Regions from separate parts of the Homo sapiens genome. Here regions 2, 3 and 4 are each linked to region 1. The links are chromatin loops, found by intact Hi-C in ENCODE. Cell type or tissue: dorsolateral prefrontal cortex. All regions are shown on one strand. Links, peaks and the distances in the headings refer to the core of each region. The heading gives the core; the rest is flanking DNA.

Evidence for each region. A loop is a pair of places that touch in the nucleus more often than their neighbours do. Peaks named below come from ENCODE experiments on the same cell type or tissue, not always from the same donor. Only the 100,000 strongest peaks of a DNase experiment are listed, where the experiment ranks them.
Region 2: a loop joins it to region 1, with 3 times the contacts of the local background. A loop is called at or near these places in 51 of 110 quality-filtered maps.
Region 3: a loop joins it to region 1, with 2.4 times the contacts of the local background. A loop is called at or near these places in 9 of 110 quality-filtered maps.
Region 4: a loop joins it to region 1, with 5 times the contacts of the local background. A loop is called at or near these places in 101 of 110 quality-filtered maps.

Annotation. Positions count from the first base shown.
Region 1 is chr1:204,985,334-204,992,675 of GRCh38, reverse strand. NFASC (neurofascin) reads right to left here. Exons shown (of 30, transcript NM_001005388.3): 22 at 5,136-5,258; 23 at 3,870-4,043; 24 at 1,370-1,384. Among named protein-coding and RNA genes, the nearest start is that of CNTN2, 54 kb to the left of the region's middle. RefSeq lists an enhancer at 2,952-3,041. In dorsolateral prefrontal cortex, for the core only: CTCF peaks have their summits at 2,992 and 3,192 (motif pointing left); a DNase peak (open chromatin) is centred at 3,195; H3K4me3 peaks cover 716 bases; H3K27ac peaks cover 5,000 bases.
Region 2 is chr1:205,138,822-205,146,163 of GRCh38, reverse strand. DSTYK (dual serine/threonine and tyrosine protein kinase) reads left to right here. Exons shown (of 13, transcript NM_015375.3): 13 at 1-3,659. Among named protein-coding and RNA genes, the nearest start is that of RBBP5, 21 kb to the right of the region's middle. RefSeq lists a cis regulatory region at 4,375 and an enhancer at 4,303-4,447. In dorsolateral prefrontal cortex, for the core only: a CTCF peak has its summit at 4,346 (motif pointing right); a DNase peak (open chromatin) is centred at 4,333; H3K4me3 peaks cover 683 bases; H3K27ac peaks cover 1,160 bases.
Region 3 is chr1:205,322,412-205,329,753 of GRCh38, reverse strand. No RefSeq gene overlaps it. Among named protein-coding and RNA genes, the nearest start is that of NUAK2, 4.3 kb to the right of the region's middle. In dorsolateral prefrontal cortex, for the core only: a CTCF peak has its summit at 4,125 (motif pointing right); a DNase peak (open chromatin) is centred at 4,133.
Region 4 is chr1:205,057,022-205,064,363 of GRCh38, reverse strand. CNTN2 (contactin 2) reads right to left here. Exons shown (of 23, transcript NM_005076.5): 3 at 6,299-6,443; 4 at 6,008-6,183; 5 at 5,701-5,796; 6 at 5,071-5,280; 7 at 4,682-4,781; 8 at 2,944-3,119; 9 at 2,363-2,499; 10 at 1,795-1,924; 11 at 1-42. Among named protein-coding and RNA genes, the nearest start is that of CNTN2, 17 kb to the right of the region's middle. In dorsolateral prefrontal cortex, for the core only: CTCF peaks have their summits at 2,397 and 2,601 (motif pointing right); a DNase peak (open chromatin) is centred at 2,603; H3K4me3 peaks cover 712 bases; H3K27ac peaks cover 4,556 bases.

The DNA.
Region 1 (7,342 bases), core at 960-5,959:
TCACGGGAGAGACTTACGTAAACTTCAAGCAGGAAGTCAGGGAGGCCCCCAGTGTGGCAAGGATGGCTCTCACCCTGTTCCCCAGGCCTGGGATCACCTCTCTGCCTCACATCTTCACAGGGGTGTTCAGACCTTGTGGGGAGGCACTGGGGTGGTGGGTGAATGTTGAGGACTGAGGGAGAGAGGGAAGGATGATGGCAGCTCACCATCCACAGATCTGGCCGCAAAACATACACAAACTGAAGGAAGCAGGGTATGCAACAGAAATAGAATCAACCTAGGATGGGGGTGGGGATGAATAAGCAAAGGCGAGGAGGAAATCGAATTGGGCAAGGTGGCATCCCCTTCATAAGCCAACCCTCAGATTCCTGGCCCGGTCCTCAGCCCTCCCTCCACTGCCTGGCATGTAAGGAGGCTCTGCTGAGCACTTGCTTGTAGCCTTTGCTCTGCCAGGGTGAATCCTGTTCTCATTTCCCATCTGATGTAATTCAGGCTCAGAGGAGGGCCTGGAAAGGAACCCTGGGGTCCCCTGCCTCGTTTCTCCAGCCTGGGGACAGGCCAACTGTGATGAAGAGCCCTTTGATGACCCTCAAACCCATGACATGAGGACTGGAGAGGAGTAACTTGATTAGCAGGTCCTAAGCCCAGAGCTGCCCAGCACCTTAGTCCACTGTAGATCTACCTCCCATACCCCGAGAGTGGAGACTGTTCTTAACGATAAAGACTTGGAAAAGCTGGGTTTCTGAAGGGTGAGGAGATAATCAGCCCACGGTGCCTGCTGAGACTCCAGGAACTGGAGCACCTGGCCCTATCCATGGACATGCTTGCTTGTTCTCACTGAGCAGAGCCCGTGGTGGCTGGCAGAGCCGGTGCCGGGCCCCCATGCAGCATGCGAAGCTGGCATGCACAGCATGTTCACCCTTTCAGGAGATGGCAGCCCCACCAGGAGCCAGCTGTCCCTGCTCCTGCTGCAGCGCGCCTTCTAGGGCCACAGCTGGGGACACTGCTCTGAGCTGTCAAGCCCAGGCAAGGACTCAGGTGGTTAACGGGAAGTAATCTACTCAGTGTCAGAATGAAACTGCAGCTCCAGAGAGCAGGTCAGGGCCGGTGTGTGTGTGACCCCTGCTGAGCCATTCTCCTACTCAGCAGGGGGCAAATAGTTTGGGAAGGGGGGAAAGTGGGCTTGCTCTCCTCTGGTCCCATCCTCCACACACATCCCTCTTGACAGTCTGGCTTCCCAACCACTGAAAGGGTGAGTCTGGAGCATGCTTTCAGCCTGAGCCTCTCCCTCCTTGTCCGCCCTGGCTGGGCTGGGCTCCGCCTGCGCTGCCCCATGCCATGCCCATTACCTCCGCGGCTGGTACGGTACCTGCGGTTGGAGTAGCTTCAGAACACAGCGCCCAAGATGGCCAGACAGAGGGAGAAAGGATGGAAAAGGGAAGAGAAAACAGAGCACAAGTGAGACCACAGGACAAGGAAAGCAGGGAAGGTTCCAGCCCAAACCTTATGCAGACGGCGTGGCCAGGTGCTGGCTGCTGGCCTGAGGATGCCAACTGGCATTCAGGGTTCACGGTCAACTCCACCTGAGTCAGGCATGTTCCTACAGAAACCTTTCCACCTGGGCCTTGGAGACCTTTCTAACACACTGTTTCTACCTCGATTCAAGGACTGGACATCTAAAAGGTGGCTGCAGGGACAGTCCACTCAGAGCATTATGTTCCCAGCTCTGTCCTCAACAGCATGTCCTGCTCTGGCTAGGTTGGCATGACCTTTGAGCAGGCTGGGTGACGCTCCATGATGCCAGGAATTGAGGGGATAAGGAGTAGGTGGTGTGGGAGGACACCAACTCCAGTCAAAAGGATGGTTCCTGTCTTTGGGGGAAGATGCTGAATAGTGGGATGGATAGGAGAGAGGGAGCATGTTCAGCTGCACCCACTCCACACCATCGCAACCTTGGAAGGCGGGAACTTTGAAGGATGGAGCCTGGAGCCCCTCTCCTGGTATTCCGTCACTCCAATTCTTCCCCTCCAGTTGGACTTTATGAAGTTAGAAACCCAAGTTTGGACTGAGAGCCCTTTCTTTTTTCTTTCTTTTTCTTTTTTTTTTTTTTTTGGACTGAGAGCCCTAAGTGAAATTCTTGAATTTTCTGCAAAGCCCTAAGTTAAGAAAAAAGCCTCTATTTGTCCTTTTGTCCCCTGGGGCTGCAGAACATTCTCTGTGGTGGTTACTGGGGCTGGACAATAGGGCTTTGTTATCTGATGTTCTGTATTGGGGTGCACATAGGGAGGGAAGAAGGGGCTCTCTTTATCTATCTATTTGCAGAATTGAGTAATCAAGAAAGTGCATCATGGCCTGGCCTGGCCTGGCCTTTGGTGACAGACACACATCAGCCACTAACCTAAGTCCCCCTGCCCTAATAAACTTCCCGAGTGCCCAGGGGCTTGGGAGAGTGCAGAAGAGCACAGCAGGAGGGAGAGCTGGTTGTGTGACTCACTCCTGGTTTCTGAGACCAGAGAGGGATGCAGAGCGGGCTGTCAGCCTTTCTCTGCTTCTGCCTGGCCCCTCTTCTCCTGCCTCAGCGCTGGTCTACTGGCTAGAGTGGTGGGCTGGGGAAGGATGTGGGCAGCTTGTGAAGCTGCCTGGGATCCCGGGGTGACGCAGCGGGCCTGGTAGCCCCAGAGAAGGCAGCACTGATGCTCTCCTGGAATGCGGGTAGGGGTGGTATTCAGAAGACCCCGTCTGGGCCTGGGCCAGGCCACGGGACCTGACCCTTCTGTGGAAAGCACCAGACACGATGACTTGTCAGCTTCCAGAGTGCCCACTCACATCACCTCTTCTCTGGAGTCTTCCCGTGAAGACTGAATCCCCTTCTCTGCCCAGCCACTGCGCCCCCTCATTTAGACATGCAATTAGATATTCTTATAGATGACTCCCCCTCTAGATGGTGTGAGCTTCTTGTTACCTTTGTATATCCCTTGTGTGTGGCAGTGTCTGGCACCTCACATTGTGGGTACTCAAGAAATGGCTGTTGAATAGACCATTGTATCTCTGGAGACACACGGGGGTCCCCAGCCTTTCCCAGAGGGTGTGCCAGTATTGAGGCTTTTGCAGCCTTGCCTCCTCGAGAGGTCCCAGACTGCACATTCCCCTGATGCCAGTGCGTGTGCGGGTGAGCCTGGAGCCCCCTCTAGTGGAGTCCTCAGGCAGGTGCAGCTCTGGTGGGGCTGAAATGCTGCCAGATGACGCCTGGACCCAGGTGATGAACTCATTTGCTCTTTGTGAAGCTGGCTTGGCAAATGGCTGTTTCCTAACTCCTCCTCCTCTCTGCAGCCTGACAACGCATCCAATTCAGGCTGCAAGGAAGGACCACATTCTCTGCTCTACTCATGATGCCAGTAACAGCGTCATCCTGACGGTTTCCCCTACCTCCTTGAACCCATGTGCCTTCGAAGAAAGAAGGTTGTCCCCAGAGCCCTCATGGGAGCACTCACAATCATATTCCTGCCTCCCTCAAGAGGTGAACACTCACTGTTCTTTGGAGTTCATTATGATTTCTCTCATTTCTCAACTCATGCTCTCTTCCTTATTCCTCTACAAGAAGGAAAGATGATAGATGTCAAGTGACTGAGCAAGTCAGGGCAAGTGGGGACCCAGGTGTGACCACAGTGGTCCAAGGAGAGCTGAGCTCCAGATACAATGCCAGCACCTACCTCTCACACATAAGATGGGTTCTCACCTTCCGAGGGCTTGAGGACTTGCAAGTCTCATTTCCTCTCCATCCCAGGCAGCCAGCTACAGATCTCAGTGTTTCTCTAGGCCTCGGAATTAGCTGGGACCTTTTACCCCAGGGGCTGCTGCCATGCACCTACCTTCATTCGGGGGTGCTGGTGACTCCTCTGTGACGGCTTCCCCAGAGCCCACCTGCGTCCTGGCGCTGAGGGTAAAGCGGTAGCGTGACACGGGGTCCGTTCTTTGCACCGTGAACTTGGTCTGATTGGGAGAGAAGTTTTCCACTATCTGCTTTCCTACTTTGGTCCCGTTAACTGGGGAGAGAGAGGTAAGTGGAATTAAACTTTAGCAACATTTATTGATGGGTTATATAATCTGCAAGCTGGAGGAAGAACACTTTCCTGACTTTGCTGGAAAGGGAAATGATGGCACCTGCCTGGTGATCTTAAAGGCTTGGTTCAAAGGCAGAACACTCGGCAAGAACTCCCTCCGGGCTCTTTGATTACACCCAGGGTTAATCCTTCTTCACTGATCCTGTTGTCTCTAGCTCACTGCAGAGTTATGTGGCTGATTCAGAAAGATTCCGTTTATATTCTTAAGCCCTTTCAACAAGGACAAAACTCTTCACTTTCTTTCTTCCTTTCAAACAGAACTAGGACAACGCCACTAGGCCTTTTGATTCTTAATGCCTCCTTTGTAAAGTGCCTATTCAATGGACCTCAAAGGGTGAAAGGGTCTGGTCCAGAGATCAATTCAGAACAGCATACAAGCACAGAGTTGGCTATTAAAATTGCTAACAACACAACATTTGGCTCTTTGAGTTTCCTAACGAGGTACGTTACCTACTTTTGAAGGCCTAAAGTGTTTCAAATGTAATGGCACTCCTGTCCCTGCATGGTGATGCTGAGCTCTTGAGGTGGGGTCTTTCCAACCCAGGCTCCTGATTCGGGTCACCCCACAGTCACCGGGCAGCTCTACATGCAGCTGCCTTATCATAAATGACATCTTGTCAAGGGGTGTCCTGACTGTGGACTCCTGTGAGTATACTATCTACCCCATCAGGTGGAAGCTCCAGAGCTTGAGGAACTCTCTCTCCTAGACTCTGTACGTGTTGGAGACTACAAAAGATCCCTAAAGGCATGGCTGTCTGCTTCATTAGACTGGAGGTCCCTTTGTCTCATCAGTGAGACTAGAAGCTCCCTGCAGGCAGAACTATGAAAGGAGAGCAGGGATTGAGTCCCATCTGCCTCCCCTAATCCTATTGGGAACTGTTTCGTTGGCCCCTCCATCCCTCCACAATGCCATCTGCACCCACAGGCTTTCTACCTTGAGTCCTTAGGAAAAGTGGTGAGAATGGGGTTTCTGGTTCCCAGATTATCTAAGAGAAAGGGAAGGGCAGAACGTACAGGCCACATATTTGAGAGTGTATCCAATCATGATCCCATTTGGATGCTCAGGATGATCCCATTCCAGGTTGATTGTCTCCAGGTTGGGCTGCCGGACTCGGAAACGCCTAGGGGCACTGGGTACTTGGGGAAGGAGGAGAGAGCAGGGGAGATGAGGGGGAGGGGGCAGGGAGGATGAGGAAAACACAAAAAACAAAGCACAAGTATGAAGGCATTGACCTCTGGACAACCCCCATGCTCGACACTGCTAAACTGAAGCCTGGGAGAACCGTGAGACGACCGGAGCCCATTGCCCCATCCAGGATGCTATTTCCTTCAGGTCTGAGGACAAACATAGCTCAGACTCTGCTATTTAAGAGAGGAAGAAGTAAATCAGGTTTTCTTCTAGCAACTACTCTGGATTCAGCACATGTTAGGCTCTGATTCTGCAAAGATACCTCGAAATTGGGCAGAGCCATTCCTAGGTAGAGAACCACTTACAGCTGTTTTGTACAGAGGCTGCAGTTCCCTATCCTCAGATAAGGATTCTCATCACTGGGTCCAGGCAGCAGGCCCAGGCTTCTGAGCTGAGAATGTTGGGTTCAGGGGTAAGGAGACAGAAAGCCAGGGTGGAACATCCGGAAGAGGTGGGAGGGTGGGAGTGTTGGGGAGAGGCCAATGATGAAAACCAAACCAAGGGGAGGGAAAGACAGGGATAAAGAGAACAAGAGGGAAGAACAGAGGACAGGAGGAAGAGAAGAGGAAAAATGGGGAAAATAACAATTAAAGAGGGAGGGAGGAGAAACGGAGGAGGATGAAACAGATGCAAAGCAGATAAAAGAAGACTGGCAAGAACAAGGAGATGAACCAGGAACTTTGCAGTCATCTGTTAATTCATGAACTTGAATTTATGTGAAACAAAAAATAGGGGTTTTGACCCCAGGGCCATGTGAAACCATAGGCCTGCAGAAGGCGGGGCTATACTTGGGTATCCCTCTGCAGAGCCACCGCACACACAGGCCGACTATTTCAGTGACGGCTTCTTGAGAACGTGGGGGGAGAACCGTGAAGGTGTTGGGTGCTGGCAAACAAATCAGATGGTTCCAGGCAGTCAGGATGGACGTGCTGCCTTCTGCCTCGGAAGGTGGTGGGGTGGCCCAGGTGCCCGCCGTGCCCTCGGGGATCAGTCTGCATAACCCGTCTGGAATTATGTCAGCAGACCTCACAGGTCTTCTCTTGAGATACAACCTCCTCGCAGGGCAGGTCACCTTGGCGATGGTGGTCTGGGAATGGCTGTAGTGGCTCGGCTTGCAGGTCATCCGCTCCTGGAGGCCTCGCAGAAGTCACCTTGTGCCATCCATGCTGAGCCACGCTGGAGTTTCTCCAGGCCCAAGGTGTGTGCCACCCTTCTCCTGCCCCACCCTGAAGAGCTGCAGGCCAGACCTACCTCCTTCCGGGGTGGTGAACTCCTTGGTCTCACTGCGAGGCCCATCACCTCTCCCATTGACCACAACCATCTCCAGCTTGTAGTTACTGTAGGGGAAGAGGCGGGACACCACGCCACGGAGGCGGTCACCAGGGAAGCTGGCTTGCTGTCTCTTCTGAGACACCCACAGGTTCTTCAGCAAGCTGCTCTCCCTCCAGTAGTAGGCCTTCGGGACAGAGGCAGGCTGGTGAGGGGTCAGGCAGGCAGGGCTGGGTTAGTTGTTAGTGGTGGTGGTAGTGACCGGTCTTTCCTTTGCTTGCTACAGCCTCCAAGTCCCAAATGACCTCATCAGTCCTATCCAGGCTGAGGAAGCAGCCTTTTAATCCCCGCTCATTAGCCACTCCTGAACATGAATTTATATTAAACAAGAAATAAGGGTTTTGGTTCCAATTATTTTCTGATCCATGCCACGTCTTTGGGGAATGAGCAAGTTGGCCAAACTTACATCTGAGCTGCTCCATCATGAGACTGATTTCCAAGGTGGGTACCAGGTTGCTCAGGGAGTCCGTGCCAGAACCAAAAATAGTGAGCCAAGGGTCCAGGCATGGAAAGCTCCACTCTGTGCTCAAAGACCACATCACCTTGAATTGGATTAGTATGGTTTAGATTGACGGCAGGCAGCAGTTGAAAGGTAGCAAGTTACCCCCGGAAGTCTGAATATGAGAAAGGGTTGATTTAATCCTTTGAAGTAAAATGACTTCTTTTCATATTGTTGGAAGATCTTTAGGGATGAGACAGTCAC
Region 2 (7,342 bases), core at 1,232-6,231, 150 kb before region 1:
TAACCACGATTTCTCCCGCAATTTGTTCCTTCTTTTTACCTTTTTAAAAATCTGTTAGAAGAAAAAAAGCAGCAGACGAAAGAGAAAAACCCTCCTCTGGTAGTTCTGTGTGTGCCCCTCACCCCTGTGTGCTAGTGTCTGGGAAGTTTCCCTGAAAGGTGGGAGGCGGGTGGGTGGTCTTTTGGAGGGTTCCTCATGAAGTGTGCTTGAGGAAAGAAATTCTGATTCTAGGCAGAGGAAGGGGAACAATTTAAATATTGGTGCATCTCAGATGCACTTGACTTCAAGCCTTCCTCAACCAAACTGGTCCATTAGATTCCGAAAAACAGGTAGACGAGGAAGTAGACAGTGGAAGTGAGTAGTCTCCCTCCATCTGCCTAATCCCCAATAACTGTGGTCTGGCCCCTGTGTTCAGCCCGAGAGTTTGTAAAACAGGTCCCCAGGTAGGTGTATAAGATGAGTTGCAAATTAGCCGGGCATGCTGGCACGCACCAGTAATCCCAGCTACTTGGGAGGCTGAGGCAGGAGAATCACTTGAACCCGGGAGGCAGAGGTCATGGTGAGCCGAGATCACGCCACTGCACTCCAGCCTGGGCAACAGAGCGAGACTCTATCTCAAAAAAAAACAAAAAAAAAAACAAAAAACAAAGATGAGTCGCACATCTGCTGCTGGGATTTTCTAGGGTTGTCTATGACAGAATGACCATCTTTTAAATATTAATGGAGTATAAATGGAGTCTATAATGGGTCTTTCATATAACTTTTAACTCTTTGGCTATCCTGGGCTCTGATCATGATATGTTTGAGCATAGTAGCTCCCTAAACTCTTGGAGCCTTTCAGAAATTCCATGTAGTGCTAATAACCTTTTTACTTGCAAATGATAAAGTAACTGACTCAGTGTCTTTGGGCTCTGCAGGCTTTAGCCTTGTTTTGGTAGGATGTTCAGTATATTCTCAGAATTTTTACCACCTATTTAGCTATACTTCAAGTACTCTATTCTCTGCACTAACTTACTGTCCTTCTGGGAACTATGATGGGGCTTCAAGGGAGTCAGGTGTCAAGAAAGGAGGGGTAAGTACTCTCTACTTGCTGGAAAATCATTGTAAGTCTGTTGTGTATGAAATTTTAGGAAAAGTCTTATATAGTTCCCTTTCCAGACTGTTTTCTTTTGACTCTAACTATAATCATAAGTCTGTGCTTCCATTATGAAGGTCACATTCCTAGCATTCTTGGGAAGTATTAGCTCATACTCTCATTCACATATGGGAGGTTAGATTTTTTTCCTCTACCCAGAGTCCCTTTTTAGTTTACCCCACGGCTTAGTTTGCTGTCAGATACCAGTTCTCTAGCAGATTCCCCAACAGTTTTTTCCCCAGTGGGGAGGGTGGAAGGGAGGGACTGATATAAGTAAGGAGATGAGTAGTTGTGTTACAGTTCATTTTCTTTAAAAAAAAGTATTTTGAGAAAAGGTGCAAAATATTCTTGAAAGTCTCTAGGCCAGCCAAAGTCCACATATGGATATTTGGGGATGTTATTTAAATACTCAGCAGGCTGAGTGCAGGTATACGTGTGTATAGAGTGTGTATACTTTGCTTTTGTTTTATAACATTGTCAGCTAATTTTGGCTTTGTTCTTTGGCATCCATTCTTATTATAAGTGATGGAATGCCATGAAATGTACTGTATTGTATATTACTTGGGAGGACACTAGGTTTTCAAAGAAGTCTGGCAGCACTTGGGTTATAGAGGGCTCAGCATGACCAAAGTCCTAAAGATTTTACCTCCCAGCTTTGGTTGTATGTGTTCCCAAGTGGTGAGGTGAGATTGTGGCTGGAGGAAGAAAAAGGATGGCATGAAAGAATGACCCTTATTGTGGTCTGTCCTTCTAATCAACATAATTAGGGCAGCTTACCCCAACATGAAAATGATGACCTGGCCATTTTTAATGGCCAGAGCTTGAAGTCTGGTCTCTCATTTTGTTTCAGAAATGAGTGAGAGGCCTTCCTGCAGAGCAGTCAGGAGAAATGGTGGAGCCTGGGGCCCTGGAATGGCTGACCCTGTGCCTAGAGAGCTGATGGCAAGGGCTGTCTGGCATGGCTCATTTGGGTGGGGTTTCCCCAGGCATACCTTAGTTCCCTGATCCTCTGCAAAGAGTAGCTCATTGACTGAGCAAGCGCTTCAGGAGGACTGTGCTGGTTGTTCCCAGACCAAAGAGAGTCACTTTTGACTCCATCAACTTCAAGGGGACAGAGCCTAGGCAGCAGATTCTCCTAATTTTTAACACTAAAATTCAAGGAAGCAGTGGAGGAAAGAATGCATTACTACCACAGATAGAAATAGGGGACTCATAGAACTCTCGACTAGTACCTGTCAGCTCTCAAATGCATTCTTGTGTCTTTGCTTGAGCTGCCAAAGAAGGGTCACAAAGTGTTCTTCCTCATGGAAGAAGTGCCTCGGGGTTGCAGGGCTGCAAAGTGACAACTGCACTGAATGACACTTTATTTTTTGGCTTTGGCTTATTATTTAGCACTGGGAGGCCCAGGGGAATTGGTGATTACAGTAGCACTTTGGGAAGTTAAAGCCCCCTTTGGGCTTGCTTTGGAGAGATGATGGCATGCTTGGTATTCCATTTGGATAATCAGGAAGCCTCCCTAGTCCATCCATATTGTGTCAGAGTGGGATTAACAACCCTGGAAGAGTCCACTGCCAAAAGAGTAGTTGCTTTCCTGGAATTTCCAAAGCTTTTGGATTTTCTGGATCAAGTAACCCACTTTTTAAAACCTGAGGTCAGGAGTTCGAGACCAGCCTGGTAACATGGTGAAACCCCGTCTCTATTAAAAATAGAAAAAATTAGCCAGGCATGGTGGCGGGCACCTATAGTCCCAGCTACTCAGGAGGCTGAGGTAGGAGAATTGCTTGAACCCAGGAGACAGAGGCTGCATTGAGCCAAGATCACACCACTGCACTCCAGCCTGGGCAGCAGAGCAAGACTCCATCTCAAAAAAAAAAAAAAGAAAAAGAAAAAGAAGGTTAATCCTTCAGTTATGGAGGTGGGATGAATAGAGCTTGTTTGATGTTAAAGTGGGTAAGGAGGGAGTGGCCTTGAGACACTTGTATTCCAAACTCTCCTGGAGGTTTCCAGTAGCACTACTGTTCCTAAAAGGGTTTCATTTTTAACTTCATCTGTTTTGTTAACATCCAGTCCAATTGAGGTGATCTCAGAGGTGCATCAGGACATCTAGCACTGGGGAGGCCACCTTGCCCAGATAGTTGAAAAGAAAATTGGTCTGGGCAGCCTGTTGTCTTTTGTCTTCATGTAATGTTTTTTCTTTGTTTTAAAGGACTAATGTTTATTACAGTGTTAAATAAAAGTGTAAGATACTAAGTGTGTAGAATAAAAGTGCAATAACAAAAGACAATGACTTTGGCACACACTTCAGTCTTTATCCTCTCTCCTTTCTTGTGCTACCTGGCTCTTTCCATAATATTGTTACAGCAGGACCGTCTTAATTGTGTGCATTTTGAAGAGATGCGACTCTGGGTTAATCTTCATTAGTGTAATATTGAAGGGTTGGGTTTGGTTTTATAGAGTATTCTGTATACTTGTTGGGATACACAAATACCAGATGTGCTGTATAATAAAGATCACATTAACGTTTTAGGTTTCTATCTGTTTGGTTTTGGTTTTCCCTTACCTCACTACCCATAGTAACAGGACGTTCCCTAATCCATTCCATTTCCACTGGTGACCTTCAGTCAGATGTCTTTCAGTTTGCCTTAGGAGAGATGGATGGAACATGTTCCTCTCCCATCAGGGGCCCTCCCCAGCCACCATGGCTCTTGGCCTCTGGGTACTTTACATCATCACTACTGAAGGGTGGGGCAAGGGAATGGGAGATAGGATAGTGGAGAAAAGGGGTGAGATGATAGTCATGTATCTTCCAGAGCCTATCCTGGGTGACATGCTTTTTTCCAGCTTCTTTTAAGCACGAACCTGCAGCATTGTGAGTTCATATATGAGCCTAGCTACTCTATTATAATACATGGTGAGGGAACTGGGCACATAATCTTACGCTGGCCTATCTGCATGTAGTGTATTTTGCATTTTCTATTTAGGCTCACCCCAGTGCTGAGATTTGCTTGCTCAGCAGTGCCTGACAGGCACCACCATGGGCCACCGCCAAGAGACAGGCACCACTTCTAGTCACCAGGGAAGGTCAGCGTGCAGCACGAGGTGCGTTTGCTTTGGTTTGTTTTTTGTTATCATACCATGTCCGGCTTGTGTGGCTGTCATTTTTTGCTGTAAGTACTTTTGGTTTGACTGCAACACAAGGTTAGCCAGCAGATGGCAGCACATCTTAAATAGCTGGTGTAGTCCTGCTCCTTGAGGTTGATCTCGCTGGTTCTCAGCCTATACCGACACAGTATTCATTTAATGCAACTGAAGCCGGTTAGCTCAGTTAGTTAATGCTAATAATGCAGATAAGCCTTATTTTATTTTATTTTTTATTTTGGAGACAGTGTCTTGCTCTTGCTGTTGCCCCAGCTGGAGTGCAGTGGCACAAACATAGCTCACGGTAGCCTTGACCTCCTGGGCTCAAGCAATCTTCCTGCTTCAACCTCCTGAGTATCTGGACCACAGATGCATGCCATCGTGCCTGGCTGTTTTTGTTTGTTTAAGGACAGGGTCTGGCTATGTTGCCCAGGCTGGTCTCAAACTCCTGGGCTCAAGCAATACTGCCTCAGCCTCCCAAAGTGCTGGGATTATAAGTGTGAGCCATGCACCCAGCCCAGATAAGCCTCTTAACACTTGTGAAACTCTCTAGTAACTCCAGCCACACTTCATAGTTAAATATATCCCATCTTATATGCATATGCCCTGTATTTTCCTAGGAAGTTCAGTGTGACGGAGTTCTCTTAACCTCTTCCTTTGCCCTTATTACTTTGGAAAAAAATAGCTTGTGGTATACACATTTTCAGATTGGGTATGCTTTTTCAAGAACACATCCCTCAGTAGGTATGTGCCCTGAGTAGGGCAACTTGAGTGGCCTTCCTGATCCTTTATTTCGGTGGAGTTCAGGCTTCTGAACATTATTAAATTCAACCTCAAAATTTCTGTCTTTAGCAGAATCCCAAGGAGTCCATGAAGTGCTAACTGAATAACCTCCTTTGGAGTGCAGTTACTACGGGGAGACACACACTGATTGAGGCCTCTTGTGGCCCTTCTAGGGAGAGTCTATTCCTTGGTATATTTTATTTTCATTTTTATTTTTTTGAGATAGAGTCTCACTCTCCCAGGCTGTAGTGCAATGGTGTGATCTCAGCTCACTGCAACCTCCGCCTCCCAGGTTCAAGCTGTTCTCCTGCCTCAGCCTCCTGAGTAGCTGGGATTACAGGCACGCACCACCATGCCCAGCTAATTTTTGTATTTTTAGTAGAGACAGGGTTTCGCCACGTTGGCCAGGCTGGTCTCGAACTCCTGACCTCAGGTGATCTGGCCTCCCAAAGCGTTGGGATTACATGCATGAACCAGCACTCCTGGCCCCCTTGGTATATTTTGAAGTTAGCATTTCAAATCCATGAAAAAAATAGATTAGTCAGTAAAGTTGGCTATCCCCTTGTTTTAGTCTTTTCCTGCTACTATAACAAAATACCACAGACCAGGTAATTTATAAATAACAAATTTATTCCTCATAGTTTTGGGAGCTGGGAAGTTCATGATTGAGGTGCCAGCAGGGTCACTATCTGGTAAGAACTGCTCTGTGCTTCCAAGATGGCACCTTGTTGCTGCGTCCCTCAGGAGACTAACGCTGTCCTCACATGGCAGAAGAGATGGAAGAACTAGGCAGCCCTCTGAGCCTCTTTATAGTGCCATTAATCCTATCCGTGAGGGCTAAGCCCGCATGGCCTAATCACCTCCCAAAGGCCCCACCTCTTAATAGCTTGGGGTTTGAGTTCCAACATAGGAATTCTGGAGGGACACATGCATTCAAATCATATCACCACCTGAGGAAAAAAATACTTAAATCATCATGTGAAAAAAAAGTCCAGGTCTGGGAGAGATGTAAATGTAAAAACACAAAACAAAAAAACAAAACTGTAGGCTGGGCACAGTGGCTTGTCCGGGCACGGTGGCTCATGCCTGTAATCCTAGTACTTTCAGAGGCTGAGGTGGGCAGATCACCTGAGATCAGGAGTTTGAGACTAGCCTGGCCAATATGGTGTCTACTAAAAATACAAACATTAGCCAGGTGTGGTGGTGCATGCCTGTGACCCCAGCTACTGGGGAGGCTAAGGCAGGAGGAGAATCACTTGAACCTGGGAGGCAGAGGCTGCAGTGAGCTGATCATGCCACTGCACTCCAGCCTGAGCAACAGAGCAAGACTCCATCTCAAACAACAAAAAAAGAATATATATAACATAACCCATTTTTTGGTAAAAATCCCTTTGTTCCCCATAACCCCAAATTATCTAGAGATTTAGTCCATCTGGCCAGGAGCAGTGGCTCATGCCTGTAATCCCAGCACTTTGGGAGGCTGAGGCGGGTGGATCTCAAGGTCAGGAGATCAAGACCATCCTGGCTAACACAGTGAAACCCTGTCTCTACTAAAAATACAAAAAATTAGCCAGGCGTGGTGGCGGGTGCCTGTAGTCCCAGCTACTTGGGAGGCTGAGGCAGGAGAATGGTGTGAACCTGGGAGGCGGAGCTTGCAGTGAGCTGAGACTGCGCCACTGCACTCTAGCCTGGGTGACAGAGCAAGACTCCGTCTCAAAAAAAAGAGAGAGATTTAGCCCATCTGCATGTATAGTGCACAGAAAAAAAAATTTGTAAATGTATAAATCAAACTGATAATAGTGATTTTCCTAAAGAGGCAACTTCCAACTTTTAGAGTATGGAATTTCTGTTACTGTATTGTTTATCTGCTATGAACATCTAGAAAATGAATCCTGGCTAATTTAGGAGGAAGGAAATATGTATTGGAAAAATACTAGTGCCTCAAAAAATCAACAACTAGAACTGGAAGATCAGACTCACAGAATCAGTAGGCAGGACCGGTAGCAGGAACAGCCACAGACAAACCCCTCAGACACCGAGTTAAAGAAGGAAGGGGTTTATTCGGCCGGGAGCATCGGCAAGACTCCTGTCTCAAGAGCCGAGCTCCCCGAGTGAGCAATTCCTGTCCCTTTTAAGGGCTCACAACTCTAAGGGGGTCCACGTGAGAGGGTCGTGATCGATTGAGCAAGCAGGGGGTACGTGACTGGGGGCTGCATACACCGGTAATTAGAAAGGAACTGAACAGGACAGGATCTTCACAGTGCCTTTTTTATGCAAATAACCAAT
Region 3 (7,342 bases), core at 1,003-6,002, 340 kb before region 1:
CTAGCAATTCATAGTCTCAACACCAAACATTTGTAAGGGAACAGTAATTTACAAATCCCTTTCCCAGGCTCCCCTGTTCCATCTGTAGAAGGAGACTGGACTGGAGCTTCCCTTCCAAATTCATCTTACTCCACCCCAGACCTTCGCTCCCGGTGCCTCGGGGCAGCCAGCTCAACCCTGGGTGGCAGGTGACCTCCTTATCTTCACTCTTCTCTCCCTCACACAGCCACTAGCTTAGTCCAGACCGTCACCGTCCCTTGAGAGGACAGTTTCAGTAGCCTCCCAACTTCACTTCCCCTACCTTCAGGCTCCCCACCAGACACCCTCCACATGGCTGCTAGACTCCCTCTGTTCTTCTTGTCTACGTATCCGACCATATCCTTGTGAAGCGTAAGCAGCCTCCCTCTAAGGATCTTCATGAAGTCCCACCCTTCCCACCTCCTCTTCTTACCTCTGCCCAGTACTCCCTGAATGCGTCCAGCTGCTCCTTGACTCCCTATCCTAAGCAGCCTGTCCCCTCTGCCCGGAATGCCCCCTCAATGGTGTACCTGGCGAATCCACTGTCTCCTCACCCCACCTCATCCCCATGCACACAAAACTTTTAAGGTACTTCTCAGGACTGTAATGATATTATTAACTCTTATAGGCCCAGGGCATCACACAGAGTGCCTGGCATGCGATATCTAAATATGTAGCACACAACTGTTGAATAAAAGCTAGAAATCAAAGAGTCCAGAGGCAGCACCAGCGTTGAGGGAATCTTTAGGGTGCTCCCTTTCCCTCTGAGTTCCTCTATGGCCTGCAACTGACACAAGGAACCAGATCCAGGAAATAAGCAATATTTCAACTCCCTCTGCTTAGGGATTGAGTTCCCTCTCCCCTTGACTGTGGGCGCTCACAGGGGTGCTAGGTCAGACCTGAGCTTTTTATGAGCTGTGGGTGAGAACCAGCTGATTAACCCAGCCTTGTAGTAATAGCCCCTCAGTACCAGATTGTGCTACCGTTATTTGGGGCCAAGAGAAATGCTGGCTCCTGCCTTTCCTTGCCAAGGGCCAGGAGCTGGTGACCCGGCTAAAGAATGTGCTTTGCTTGGGGTTTACATTCCAGGATTGGCTTGGGAGGCCAAGGGCTCAGGTTGCCATTGGGAGCCAGGCACGGGGAAGGGGGGTGGCAATGGGCAGACCTTTCTCCCACCTCCCTCCTGGGCACACTTCCCATGCCCTGCCCTGCCTGGTCATTCCAAGTGGAGGCAGGGCCAGGAGGAAGACCCTCAGCCCCTTCATAGGGAGCAGCATTTAAATGGAGTGTGAAGTGGCCTAGTATCCACTGCCATAAACCCCCACCTGCTGGGGAGCCTTTAACAGCTTACAAAGTATCTCCAAGTTTGGGGTCTTCTTTGAATAATTAGGAACTGAGGGCTGGGAGATCGAGTCACCTGTCCCAGGTCATGTGGCCAGCAAGCAGCAGAGTTGGGTGTAGCACCTCATCTCCTGACTTCCATTCCCAGGCTCATTATACCTCCTGCCACATCTATATCAACAGCCCCTGTACCCCAACATCTAACCAGAAGCCCCGACTTCACAGGGTCAGTGGAGAATCAATAAAATAGTGAGTGTGAAAGGGTGGACACCTGTAAAGATGGGGGGTTATTTTTCTTTACTCATCCTTTACTCAAAAAGGGTCTCAGGTGACTACAACGTAATAGAGTGAGTTAGTAGAAAGTACTTGAAGACCCATGGAGGAATCCCATGAAAATTTTCCCCAGTCGCCGGCATAGCTTCTCCACTCCCTAGCACCCACACTTCCCAACTCCACAGCAATGGAAGTGACAGATCCTCCGTGACTGGGAAAAGGACACAGGAGTGAAGGGCAGAAAAAGAGAAAAATCTCTGGTTTCGCTACTAACAATGGGGTAAGGAGACCCTTTCTAAAACACTGACTGGAAGTTCTAAACTTTATTTATTTATTTATTTATTTACTGAGACGGAGTTTCACTCTTGTTGCCCAGGCTGGAGTGCAATGGCAGGGTCTCGGCTCACTGCAACCTCCGCCTCCCAGTTTCAAGTGATTCTCCTGCCTCAGCCTCCCAAGTAGCTGGGATTACAGGTGCCTGGCTAATTTTTGTTTTTTTAGTAGAGACAGGGTTTCACCATGTTGGCCAGGCTGGTCTCGAACTCCTGACCTCAGGTGATCCGCCCAGCTCGGCCTCCCAAAGTGCTGGGATTACAGGCGTGAGCCACTGCGCCCAGTCCCTCTAGACTGCAAATCTACACATATATCCACCCCTCCACCTCCCAACTCTCAGAACAACTTCCTTCGGGTGTTCGAATCTAGCACTAAGAGTTGTTAAGAGGTCCTTTCTTTTCTCTCTCAGATCAGCTCCTTCCTCCCTCCCTTAACACAGAGGTCCAGCCTTGGGCTGTTTCAATGACCACTTCCTAGCTCTGAGCTTATCTTAACTGTCTTCTGTCCCAAATCAGGTCAGCTGGAGCTCAGGGAACTCTGATAACCCCTCGCTGTCACACACACACTAGGTGCGCGCACACACTCTTGGGTCTCTGCCGAAATTGAGGGAGGGGACTTGGGAGGACCAGAGCCCAGCAAAGCGCCAGGCAGACGGATAGGAAACCATCAGTCTGACGACCTCACTTCTAATTTCATCCCACAGCAAGCCCAGGAGGTAGTCATTTCAGATGAGGAAAGTATGACGCAGAGCAGCTTAGTCTACTTGACACTCTAGGCAAGTCAGGAATCCTCTCTAAGCCAAAGTATGAGGGCTAAGAGTGCTGTTTCTGGAGCCAGATTGGACCCCAGGCAATCTGGCTTCACCACTTGACAACTCTGTGACCCTGCATAGGCCCTTAATTGCTCTGTGTCACTTTTCTCACACGCAATGGGGATATCATAGGCTAGTATGTACTTCATAGAGTTGTAGAAAGGATTGAATTCATGAATACAGGAAATCTAAGGAACAGTGGCTGACACACAGTATGTTAGCTGCATAAAAGAATAATTCTTATTTATACATGAAGTGGTGGAGACATGAGTTATAGTCACAGTCAGTTAGTGACAGAGCAGAGCCTGAAGCCCAGGTTGCCAGACTCTTGAGCCAAAAACATTATGCCAGCCTGGGGATGCGAGACGGAATGGGGCTCCTGAATGTCCAGTACTGAAGGAATCAGTTACCAGGTGGCAAAAGAAAGCGAGTGGCTGAGATTTCTAATTTTTTTGGGTGGGGGGGACGGAGTCTTGCTCTGTTGCCCAGGCTGGAGTGCAGTGGTGCGATCTCTGCTCACTGCAAGCTCCGCCTCCCGGGTTCACGCCATTCTCCTGCCTCAGCCTCCTGACTAACTGGGACTACAGGTGCCCACCACCACGCCCGGCTAATTTTTTGTATTTTTAGTAGAGACGGAGTTTCACCATGTTAGCCAGGATGGTCTCGATCTCCTGACCTCATGATCCGCCTGCCTCGGCCTCCCAAAGTGCTGAGATTACAGGCGTGAGCCATCGCGCCCAGCCCTTGAGGTTTCTAATTTGTCCCTGCTTAGATATTGCAGAGAAGTTAAAGCAGATTTGAAACAAAACTGAGAGTTGGTTTATCCAAATCTCCTTTTACAGATAAGGAACCACCCCTAAAAGAGAAAGTCCTTGGCCATGGCATGGTGTGGGTTGGTGGTGGAAGTGGAGCTGGACCCCGGCACGCCTGCGTCCTGTCTCTCTGCGTGTGCTCTCCCTCCCATTCCAGGATGGAGACAGGGCAAGCTCTTTGGCTTGGGGAGAAGAGCTAGCTTCTCCTTCAGTCACATCCCCTCCCAGGCCTGGTCTGTGAATAACATTCGGTTTCTCAGGGTAATTGAGAGTTTGAGGGCTGTTTTCAGTGTTTGCGGCACAAATTCTCCAAACTTCCGGCAAGACATACTAGAATTTAGAATTTAGAACCAGGGCTGGCTTAATAAATGTTAGATATCATTATAGCTGTTATTGCAATTACTCAGTCCATATTTGTTGAATGAATGAATGAATGAACAAATGAACGGTTTACTGGAGGAACAAATTGCCTAAGCCGACTTCTGCTTGTGGTCACAGCTTTGGGCATCCCATAAAACATGCTAGGCTTAGTTTGGTCAGAAGAGGGCAGCTTTGAGCTAGGCTTCCCAATTTGCCAGCGACTAACAGGATTTGCATCCCTTTCTTGGAGGGGAGGTAGGGAATACTACAGGCTGTAATTCATCCTCAGGGCTCAAGACTCATCTTAGAGGTATCTGAGATCTGCCTTACCTGCTCCCAACCCTCACGTGACCCCCATGGCATGGCCTTGGTGCCTCTCACCTCTGCTCCTACCTGCACCCTGCTCCCACCAGGACACATCACAGCAGTCCACACACTGAGCTGCTTTCAAATCCCCTTTTACCAGTCTGGACCCACCTCCACTCCCCTACAGACACACACACAAATTGTGAAGTGTGTAAGGACAAGGACAGACATTTGTTCCCACTTGTTTTCCCAGCACAGCACATAGTAGATCCAATAAACAGCTTTCCCCCATGACCCCCTCAGACATGGATCAGCCATGGGACTTGGGGCTGGGGGGTAGGCGTCTCCCTTCCAGGAGTCAATAGTGGGGCAGGCAGGATTGAGAGTAGCTTAGCTCAGCCCAGATATCTCAGCACATCCACACATCCGACCACATGACCCAGGAATTCCCCAAGACTGCTGGTGGCAGAGTCCCCGACCAACACGGATTCCCTGTCAGGCACTCTCGCTTTCCCACCAACTAGACCTCCTTTAAGGAATTTGAGATATGAGTTTCAGCAGCTTAGATCATTTCCGAGTCACATGCTGTTCTGGCTCTGTGTCTTCCTTGCCTACCTGCTGTGATCTTTGGTCACCCATGGCTCCTCACCTAGATGGGAATTCAGATTGTAGTCAAAGGAAGCTGGAGCAGGGGTGAGAAGGTCCAAGAAGTTGCAGATGATTCCCTCCCGACCATGGCCAGATAGCTGGTAATGGAGTGGGCCCAATCACATGTAGGTGCTTTTAGTTTCATCTTTGGATTCCATCGCACATCCATTCCTTCAGTTCATAAGCATCTATGGAGCGACTTTTAGGTGCCTCGCAGCACACTGGGTGTTGGGGATACCTGGAAAAAATTACAGGAGTGTAGCTAGATTAAGCCTTAAAAGAAGCGTTAAGCTCATCTGTATAATTCTTTCATCTTATGAAGAAATGTTGATTCAGCTGGCCAATTGCCACTTGTCCTTCAGGTCTCAACTTAAAAAGTCCTGGCTTTAGGAACCTGCGCCTGACCAGCCTCCTCCCACCTGGGATACATATCTTAAAGAAAATCTGAGCCGGGCGCAGTGGTTTACACCTGTAATCCCAACACTTTGAGAGGCCAAGGCGGGCAGATCACCTGAGGTCAGGAGTTCAAGACCAGCCTGACCAACATGGAGAAACTCTGTCTCTACTAAAAATACAAAATTAGCCGGGTGTGGTGGCGCATGCCTGTAATCCCAGCTACTCAGGAGGCTGAGGCAGAAGAATCGCTTGAACCCGGGAGGCGGAGGCTGTGGTGAGCCGAGATCACACCACAGCACTCCAGCCTGGGCAACGAAAGCAAAACTCCGTCTCAAAAAAAAAGAAAAGGCAATCTGTTCTTCTTCCATCATGGACCCTTCTCCCTCTGTACAGGATTTACTTGTTTATTTCTCACTAGACTGAGAACATTCCAAAGGCAGGAATCTTGTCATGATTGTGTCCCCAGGCTCAGCACCTAGTGGGCACCAGTATTTGTAGAATGAAGTAATTAGTAGAAGGCCACAGAACTGGTTAGTGTCAGAGTCAGGACTCGAACTCAGGTCCCCCAACACTCGGCCCTGTGCTTGCTCTTATGTTATCCATACTTCCTTTTGAGAATTCTAATCATCTGGATGAGCCCCCAGGAATAGAAGCAGATTTCAGAGGGGAAAGGAGATAGCAAGTCAAGGCAACTATCTCTGGGCCTCATCCTATTTGCACAGAAAACCCACAGCAAAAGGGGAGGCTGGTGGAGGGAAGAATGCCAAACCAGCTGCCACCTCCTGTGGCCCTCCAAATTTGGGAGCGATACATTGGTTTCCTGTGTAAGATGGATCCTCTCCAGTCACAAAGGAGATAAAGAGCTCCATGGAGGGATGGAGACATCTGTAACTCACACTAGAAAAATAATCAAAGGATCAGTGGAAGTAGAAAAGTGGGCAGCCACTGGGGGTGGGTCCTTCTCCATCCTCAGCATGCCCTGGATACACAGGGGAGGCACCATCCTCCTGAAGGCCTGAGGGGAAGGCTGGCTCTCCAGCATAGCTAGAATCCATCCAGGGCCCTAAACTGGCTGGCAGAAGGGGTTTCCCTCAGGGAAGAGGATCCAGGTCTATTGTCCTCTATTCTCTTCCTCAGGACCAGGGTCTAAATCCCGCCACTTTATTACCAGTTGTGTGGCCTTGGACAGAATAATACTCATTTCACAGGATTAGGTTATCAAGATGGCCAAAGGGGAAATGTTCCCTTTCTGCCATTTAAAGCAAGAAGGAAAACCTATGGCCATTCTCATTTCACTGTAAATGAGCACTCAGAGTGGAGATTCTGGACCTAGCAACTCCAGGCCTCAAAAACTAAGTCAAGCTGGGCGCAGTGGCTCACGCTTGTAATCCCAGTACTTTGGGAGGCCGAGGCGGGCGGATCACGAGGTCAGGAGATCAAGACCATGGTGAAACCCTGTCTCTACTAAAAATACAAAAAATTAGCCGGGCGTGGTGGCGGGCGCCTGTAGTCCCAGCTACTCGGAGAGGCTGAGGCAGGAGAATGGCGTGAACCCGGGAGGCGGAGCTTGCAGTGAGCAGAGATCGCACCACTGCACTCCAGCCTGGGCGACAGAGGGAGACTCCGTCTCAAGTCAAACCTCATAACCTACCACCAGTGCTCCTGGCACCAAAATCACAAGAAAACCTTGGGTGGAGCAACCATTTTCAGACTTAGGGACACAGGTTAGATAGTCGGCATGTAAAAATGTTAAATAAATATGTATCCCTTCGGGTTCTCTCCACCTCCAGCCGACACATCCTAAATAAATTCCACTAAGTGGTTGAGGGAATCTACTAAACCTTAGAAGCCCTCTTTTTTTTTGAAACGGAGCCTCACTTTGTTGCCCAGGCTGGAGTGCAGTGGCGCCATCTTGATTCACTGAAACCTCTGCCTCCTGGGTTCAAGCGATTCTTCTGCCTCAGCCTCCAGAGTAGCTGGGATTACAAGCGCGCACCACCACGCCCGGCTAATTTTGTATCTTTAGTGGAGATGGGATTTCGTC
Region 4 (7,342 bases), core at 1-5,000, 73 kb before region 1:
TCAGACGCCTCACGGGATTCAGCCTGAAGTCAGGGGCGAGTGCTAGAAGGAAAGGGGAGAGCCACAGAGAAAAGTACTGTCACCCTTGATTAAGACGTTACTTGGCGTGCCCTTTGAAGCCACGCCATGAGTGACTCCTATTAGCACCTCTTCCAGAATGCATCCAGAACCAAGCCCTTTTTTCTCTGGCCTAAGCTATCAAATCTCCCGCCTGGACTATTGACAACGCGCCCCCCCTCCGCCCCTCACCACCACCCCTGCCACCCCACATCAGTCTTCCTGTTTCTGCACCTTCCTTCTACAATCTTTTCTCCACCCAGTTGGGAATGAACAGCTTTTTCAACTCACACTCAGTGAAGCCCGGCTCTTCACAAATAAGTCTCCACCTTTCCAATCGCATCTTGCTCCACTCTATCCCCCATTCATTATGTTCCAATCACCTAGCCTTTTTTTTTCTCTCTCTCTCTCTTTTGAAGTTGTGAAGTCTTTTCCTGCCTCCAGAGCTTTGCACTTGCTGTAAATCTTGCCTGGAAATTCCCCAGATCTTCACGCGGCTGGCTTCTTAACATTCAGGTCACAGTCTAAATGAGACTTCCTCAGAGAGGACTTCTCTGACCACCCCACCTAACAGGCCCATCTCACGCCCATCACTCTACTGGGTTTTCTTTTCTTTTCTTTCTTTCTTTCTTTCTTTCTTTTTCTTTTCTTTTCTTTCTTCTTCTTTTTTTTTTTTTAAAAGACAAGTCTTGCTGTGTTGCCCAGGCTGGAGTGCAATGGCACAATCTCAGTTCACTGCAGCCTCTGCCTCCAGGGCTCAAGTGATTCTCCTGCCTCAGCCTCCTGTGTAGCTGGGACTACACGTGTGTGCTACCATGCCTGGCTAAATTTTGTGTTTTTCATAGACATGGGGTTTCACCATGTTGCCCAGGCTGGTCTCAAACTCCTGAGCTTGAGGAGATCCACTCACCCCTGCCTCCCAAAGTGCTGGGATTACACAGGCATGAGCCACTGCACCCTGCCTGGATTTTCTTTATACTATATTTGATGGCTAGCTGAAATTATTTAATTGTTTGATTTGGGGTTTATTTGTCCCTTTCCCTCTACTGGATTGTAAGCTACTTAAAGGCAGAGACCGTATCTTTTATATTCATCCCTGTGAAGTGTTGAGTAAGTAGTGGTTGAATGGATGAAGGAACGAATGAATGCTTCTTAGCAAAGCTTCACTAAAACCTGATGTGGTGGGTATCACTGTGTCCATTTTATGGATGAGGAAACTGAGGCTCAGTGAGCTCAAGTCACACAACTAAATATTAGCACTGGCTTACATTTCCCGGGCACCTGCTGTATGGTGGGCAGGCCCTTTATGCTGTACCTCTTTCATCTCACTTGTTCCATACAGCAGCCCAGGAGGGCAGGACTATTATTGCCTATATTTTATAATCAAGAAACTGAAACACAGAAACACTAAGTAACTTGCCAAAGCTCACATAGCTGAAAGGGTTGGGTTACACAAATCTGATTGATTTGGTTTCTGTTTTTTTCACTCACTGCAGCAAACATTTACTGTGTGCCAGACATGGAACAAGTCAGAGACCCTGCCCTCTGGCAGCTGTCAACCCTGTGTCTCATCTCCTTTCTTAAATCTCTGAGTTCTCCTACTTAGAAACTGTTGGAAAACCAAGGAAAATGGCCACAGGGTATGTGCATGTGTGTTTGGAAACACCTAAACTCAGAGCTCTGAAAGCCACCATATGCATGTCCTTGGGATGTCCCCTGCCTCCCTGGGCCCCTTACCTTGCACGGCTAGCTCGGCGCTGGCGTAGATGGTACCGTGCTTATTCTCTGCCACACACTGGTACATGCCCGAGTCTTCCAGGCTCAGCTTGGAGAACCGCAGGTCCCCAGCCAACACCTCCACCCGGTTCTGTGCAGAAGAGCCCAGAGCCCAGGGGGATCAGGACCACAGGAGCCACAGGGAGGAGGGGTTGGCAGGGGTGGGAGCAGTGGAGACTCTAGGCTGATAATCCCTAGAGGATATGGCTTATATGTCCAGTCCTACCTCAGGGCTGCCTGGAACCTCAGGATGCAGATTACCCAGGCCTCCCCAAAGCTGGAAGGGTGAGGTGACCCAGTCAGGACCACATCACTTCTTTTGTGGCTGAACTGTGCCTGGATCCAGGCCTAGCCTGTGACAATGGGACTGGGATGGGAAGAAGTCCTTAGGTGGTCCTAGGACCACCCTCTGACACCCTAATTAGCCCAGAGGGGCTACTAGTGGTGCAGGGGAAGTTCTGGGCGGGGGAGGGAACCAAGTGAGCAGAGGACAGTTGTGATGTGTCGGGGGAAGCCCCATGTCTCCTACCTGGGAGGCCAGAGGCTCCCCGTTCCGCAGCCAGCGCACTGTAGGCCGGGGCTTGCCGGCGGCTGCACAGCCCCAACGCAGGTTGGAGCCAATGTCAGCCTCTGTGTCCGAGATCACTTTTAGCCACTCAGGCTGAGCTGTGGGAGCCCGGAAAAGAAAACCTGGCATGAGCTAGGAGGAGCTTCCAGCTCATTAAAAGGAACAGAAAATCAGGGCAGCAGCACCTGTGCCAGACAGCAGAGGGCGCCATGAGCATTCTGAGATGGAGAGGACAAAGAGGAGGGGGCCGGAAGAAGGAGGCACAAGAAAGCTGGCACTCTGTGGCTGTGCCAGTGGCTGCTTTTGCAACTTAAATCATTCTGGAGCCTCCTGTGTGCTTTCTGCACCCCTGACTGAAGCTCTGAGGTGACCACAGCACTAGCCTCCTCTGGTCCCAGACTCAGTGCAGTCCTAGGGCAAGCAGGCTCATGCAGGGGGCCTCCCAGTCTCCTCCCTGACTTTTGGGTCTGTTTCCTTGGGGACAAGGGTGAAGGCGGGAAGGGGGGTCGGGAGGGGCGGAGAAGGTGTCCCTGGCTCTGTACCCTGCACGATGATGCGGCCCTGCACGGTGTCTCGGCCCTTGGAGTTCTCCGCCTCACACTCGTAGGTGCCCTCATCCTCAAAGCTGACGCTGGGGATCTGCAGGGTGGGCTCAGCTGTGGTCCACTGCGGGGACAGGGAGCCGTCCACTTTGCGCCACTTGATCCGGGGGACAGGGCTGGCAGGAGAGACAAAGCCAGAGGGTGTGGGCTGAGCTGGGCCTACCCCTCCAGTGCCCGCAGCTCCTCATACCCAGACTCTCAGGCCCTCCTGAGATGCTGGGCCTGGGAGGAACAGAGGGAGAGAGGGTGCCTTCTGGCTGATCCTCACTCTCCTCTCCCAGGTAGGCTCGGAGCACACGCAGGGAAGGGGCAAGAGGCAGGGCTGCTCTACCCATCCCCCCTGCAACAACCCTGGAGCCAGTGAAGCCGGGCTTCTGCGGGGTCTGCACCCTGAAGCTGGCCTGCCCTCTCCCGCACCGGTCACCATGCCTCTGGGTCTGCCCTCCGCCACAGTGGCCTGTGACCTGGGTCTTTACGGGTTCTCTTTTCCGTTGCCTCTACAGGGCAGGCCTTGCCCCTACTTTGAAAGGGACTTTAGTTAGTAGTAATCTGTGCACTAAAACGGACTGAGGTATCAGTTTTAATGGGTTAATATATTCCCCTTCCACATGCTTTTCTTTTTTTTCTTTTTTTTTTTTTTTTTTTGAGACGGAGTCTCGCTCTGTCACCTAGGCTGGAGTGCAGTGGGGCAATCTTGGCTCACTGCAAGCTCTGCCTCCCGGGTTCACACCATTCTCCTGCCTCAGCCTCCCGAGCAGCTGGGACTACAGGCACCCGCCACCACACCTGGCTAGTTTTTTTTGTATTTTTAGTAGAGACTGGATTTCACCGTGCTAGCCAGGATGGTCTCGATCTCCTGACCTCATGATCTTCCCACCTCGGCCTCCCAAAGTGCTGGGATTACAGACATGAACCACCGCACCTGGCCCCACTTCCACATGCTTTTCATGTGGATTTTCTGGAAGCCCAAAACTTCCCACAAGGCAGAGATTCTCCCAGGTAACCATAGGAGATAGTTGAGGGAGGAGGGGGCCAAAGTACAAATCACATTCTTTCTTTCATACTACAAACATTTATTGAGCACCTGCTATTTGCTTAGCCCTGTTCTAGTGACTCCTTCTTCTAGGAGTACGAGAAAGAGAACACTTTCTGCTGCCATTCTCAAATAGATCACTGTTAACATTCACGGAACACTTAACTAAATTCCAGGCACTGTTCTAAGTATCTCACATATATGAACTGATTTAATCCTCATGACAACCCTATGAGGTAGGTACTATTATCACCACCATAAAGAAACTGAGGCACAGAGAGGTTAGGCAGTTTACCCAAGGTCTGCGGGTGGCAGAGCTGGGATCTGAATGAGACAGACAGGGTTGGAGTCTGTACACTGTGCTGCCTGCCTCCAGCCCTGGGTGTTACTCAAGCTGTCTGAGCCTGCCATGCACTGCTGGAAGACCAAGTGATCCTGGCCATGGAAGGCCCCTGGCATATGCGATGCCTCACCCAGAGAGGTACTGTCCAGTGAGTGGTGGTCGATACCCACTGTGTGCCCAGTACTTTGCTAGACCCTGTGAGGGACACCAAGATAAGAGCCCTGACTCTGCCTGCCCTCACCCTGGGGTCACCTGTGCCCCCGAGAGACCGTGCTCTGCTTCCCCTCCCTCTTCACACTCACTTCCCAAAGGCGAAGCACTCCAGGGTGACCTGCTGCCCCACCAGTGCATAGGTCTCTGCTGGGAACCGGGCCTTGATGCTGGGTGCAAAGAGCCGGGTATCTGGGGAGAGAGGGTTTTACAAATCAGATGCAGATGACTCCAGGTCAGGTGCTCCCGTGCATGGGATCTCAGCACCTTTCAGAGCCAACTCTGTCTAGGCAGCTGTGTGGAATCTCCTTGAGGCCTGGGGCAAGGGCCTCAGGATTTGAAGCAGGAGGATCTGGGGGTCCAGGGCCTGGAATCAGTGCCCTGCAAGCTGATCTTCCAATCTCCAAAGGAAAAACCCTTTTCCTAATGCCCGCTGACCCTTCCAGTTCCCTCCCTCCAGCCACGCCTGGCCAAGCCTGACCTTCAGCAGCCAGGTTGAGCTGAGCAAACTTGCTGAAGACGCTCTTGGTGGAGAAGTCCATGTGGCTGGTGGCCAAACAGGAGTAGTTGCCCAGGTCTGAGGCATTGGTTCGGGCAATGTACAGGTTCCCTGTGGTCTGGGACACGAAGTGACGCCCGTCCGTCGGGATGAAGTTGGGGAACTCGTTGAGGAGCCAGCGGTAGGACAAGCCTAGGATGTGAGGAGTTTGAGGAAACCAGGGGGTGCTGGGCTAACAGGGCCACTCTGGGTGGGACCCCAGCATGCTGGTGCGGTTCTGCAAGCCCTGTCCTGACAGCCACCATGCTCTGAACTGGGGCTAAGGGGAGACCTAGAGGGAAGAAGTGACTTTATTCCTGCCCTCAGGGAGCGCTAAGTCTGCCAGGGATCGCAGCCCTCAGGGGCCACCCAGTTTGAAGGCGGAAGCAGGGCACAACGATGGAAAGTGACAGACCTATAAAGGAAACACAGATCATTTAAAGTTAGGGTCCCAGGGATGGGTGCTTCTAAGGGTCATTTCCAGGGGTCTCCTTTTATTCCATCCTTCCTCTGCCAAGCATCTGGAAGCCCTTCCTGTGCCCTCTCTAACCCTGGCCCCAGGTCTGGACTCACCTGGGTAGTGGGCAGGTGGGTTACAGGGCAACATCACCCCCCAGCCTTCATGAGCTTTCACTGGGTCTCGCTCCTCCTTGGAGAATTCCTGCAGAACTGGAGGCAGAGACCAGGGGCTCAGGCACTGTCCTCCTGGCCTGCGAGCCCCTCCCCGACTCATCCTTCACGGAGAAGCAGCAGTTCACTAAGGCATGTCATGTGAGGTCAGGAAGGCCCGGCTTGAGGGTGTCCCTTATCCTTTCTCAGTAATTTCTCCTAGCCCCCTCTCCCCCTCCCCCAAAGTGTCTTGGTCCCCCGCGGGTCTCACAGCCGAAGCGGAGGATGGCCTCCCTGCTGACAACGGTGCCCACTGGGTTGGAGGCCAGGCACTGGTAGACCCCGGCATCCTGTGCCTTGGTGGGGTTCATGATGACCAGGTTGCCCCCCACCAGCTGGTGACGGGAACCTGGCTCCAGCTTCATCTCGGTACCATTCATCTTCCACCTGCAGCAGGGGACAGAGGAAGGGGACCTCTGAGTCCTGCCTGGTGGCAGGGCTGATGAGAGGGAAAGTTCAACGGCTGCCCAGGGCCTCCCAGCACCCACTGCAGAGGCCTTACCGATAGGTGGCTGGAGGGCTGGCCCGGGCGCGGCATGCCAGCAACACCTGCTCCTCCGTGGACTCCTCTGGGAATAGCACACTGAGGGGCTGGTCTTCAAAGACAGGCCCGAAGGTGGTTTGGGATCCCAGGGCTGAACTCCAAGCTGCAGGTGATGACACCACCAGATGCCTCAGAGCCTTGGCCTGGCTGGAGCCTGGCCTCTTGGGCTGTGCTGTCCAGTAAAACTTTCTCTGATGATGGGAATGTCCCATTTTCTGCACTGTTCAATGTGGTAACCACTAGCCACGTAGGGCTATCGAGCACTTGACATGTGGCTATTGCGACTGAAGAACGACATTTTACATTTTATATTACTTAATTAATTTAAATTTGAATTTAAATAGGCTGGGCAGGCCCCATCTGGCCATACTAGTTCAATCAATCACCCATCCTACACTTAGGTATTGAGCACCTGCTCTATACCCAGCACTGGGCTAGAGACTGGCTTGTAAAGATGATTAAGACACAGTCCCTCTTCTTCAAGGGGCTTGCGGTCCAAGGAGGGAGACAGGAAATTGACAGTGCAAGGTAGCAAATGCCATAAAGTTCAAGATGCTGGGGCCTCAGAATGGAAGCAGTTCTACCTCCCAGGGGGCTTTCAAGGGACCCTTACAGAAGAACTGATCTGTGGGGTGTGAGGTGCATGAGACGTCGCCAGCCACAAACATGCAGAGAGGATGTGTGTCCCTGGAGCCTAATACCCTTACTGGGGCAGTGTGGACCAACGAGGCCTGGGCCTGGGGACTAGGCTGGCCCTCTACTAGCTGTGGGACCTTGGGAAAGTTATAGAACTCTTCTGAGCCTCAGTATCTTCACCTGTGAAATGAAAAGAATATGAGTTCACCTCCCAGGGTCTGCATGAGGATTCAGCCAGACAAACCCTTGGAAGGTGGCGGGCACGGAGAGTGTGCTCAGCAGATGTCTGCTGGAGCCACATGTGGGGTGGGGACTTGGAGGAGAAGGATTGCCTTATGGTGGGTGGAGGGTGGGCAGTTTGCTTTG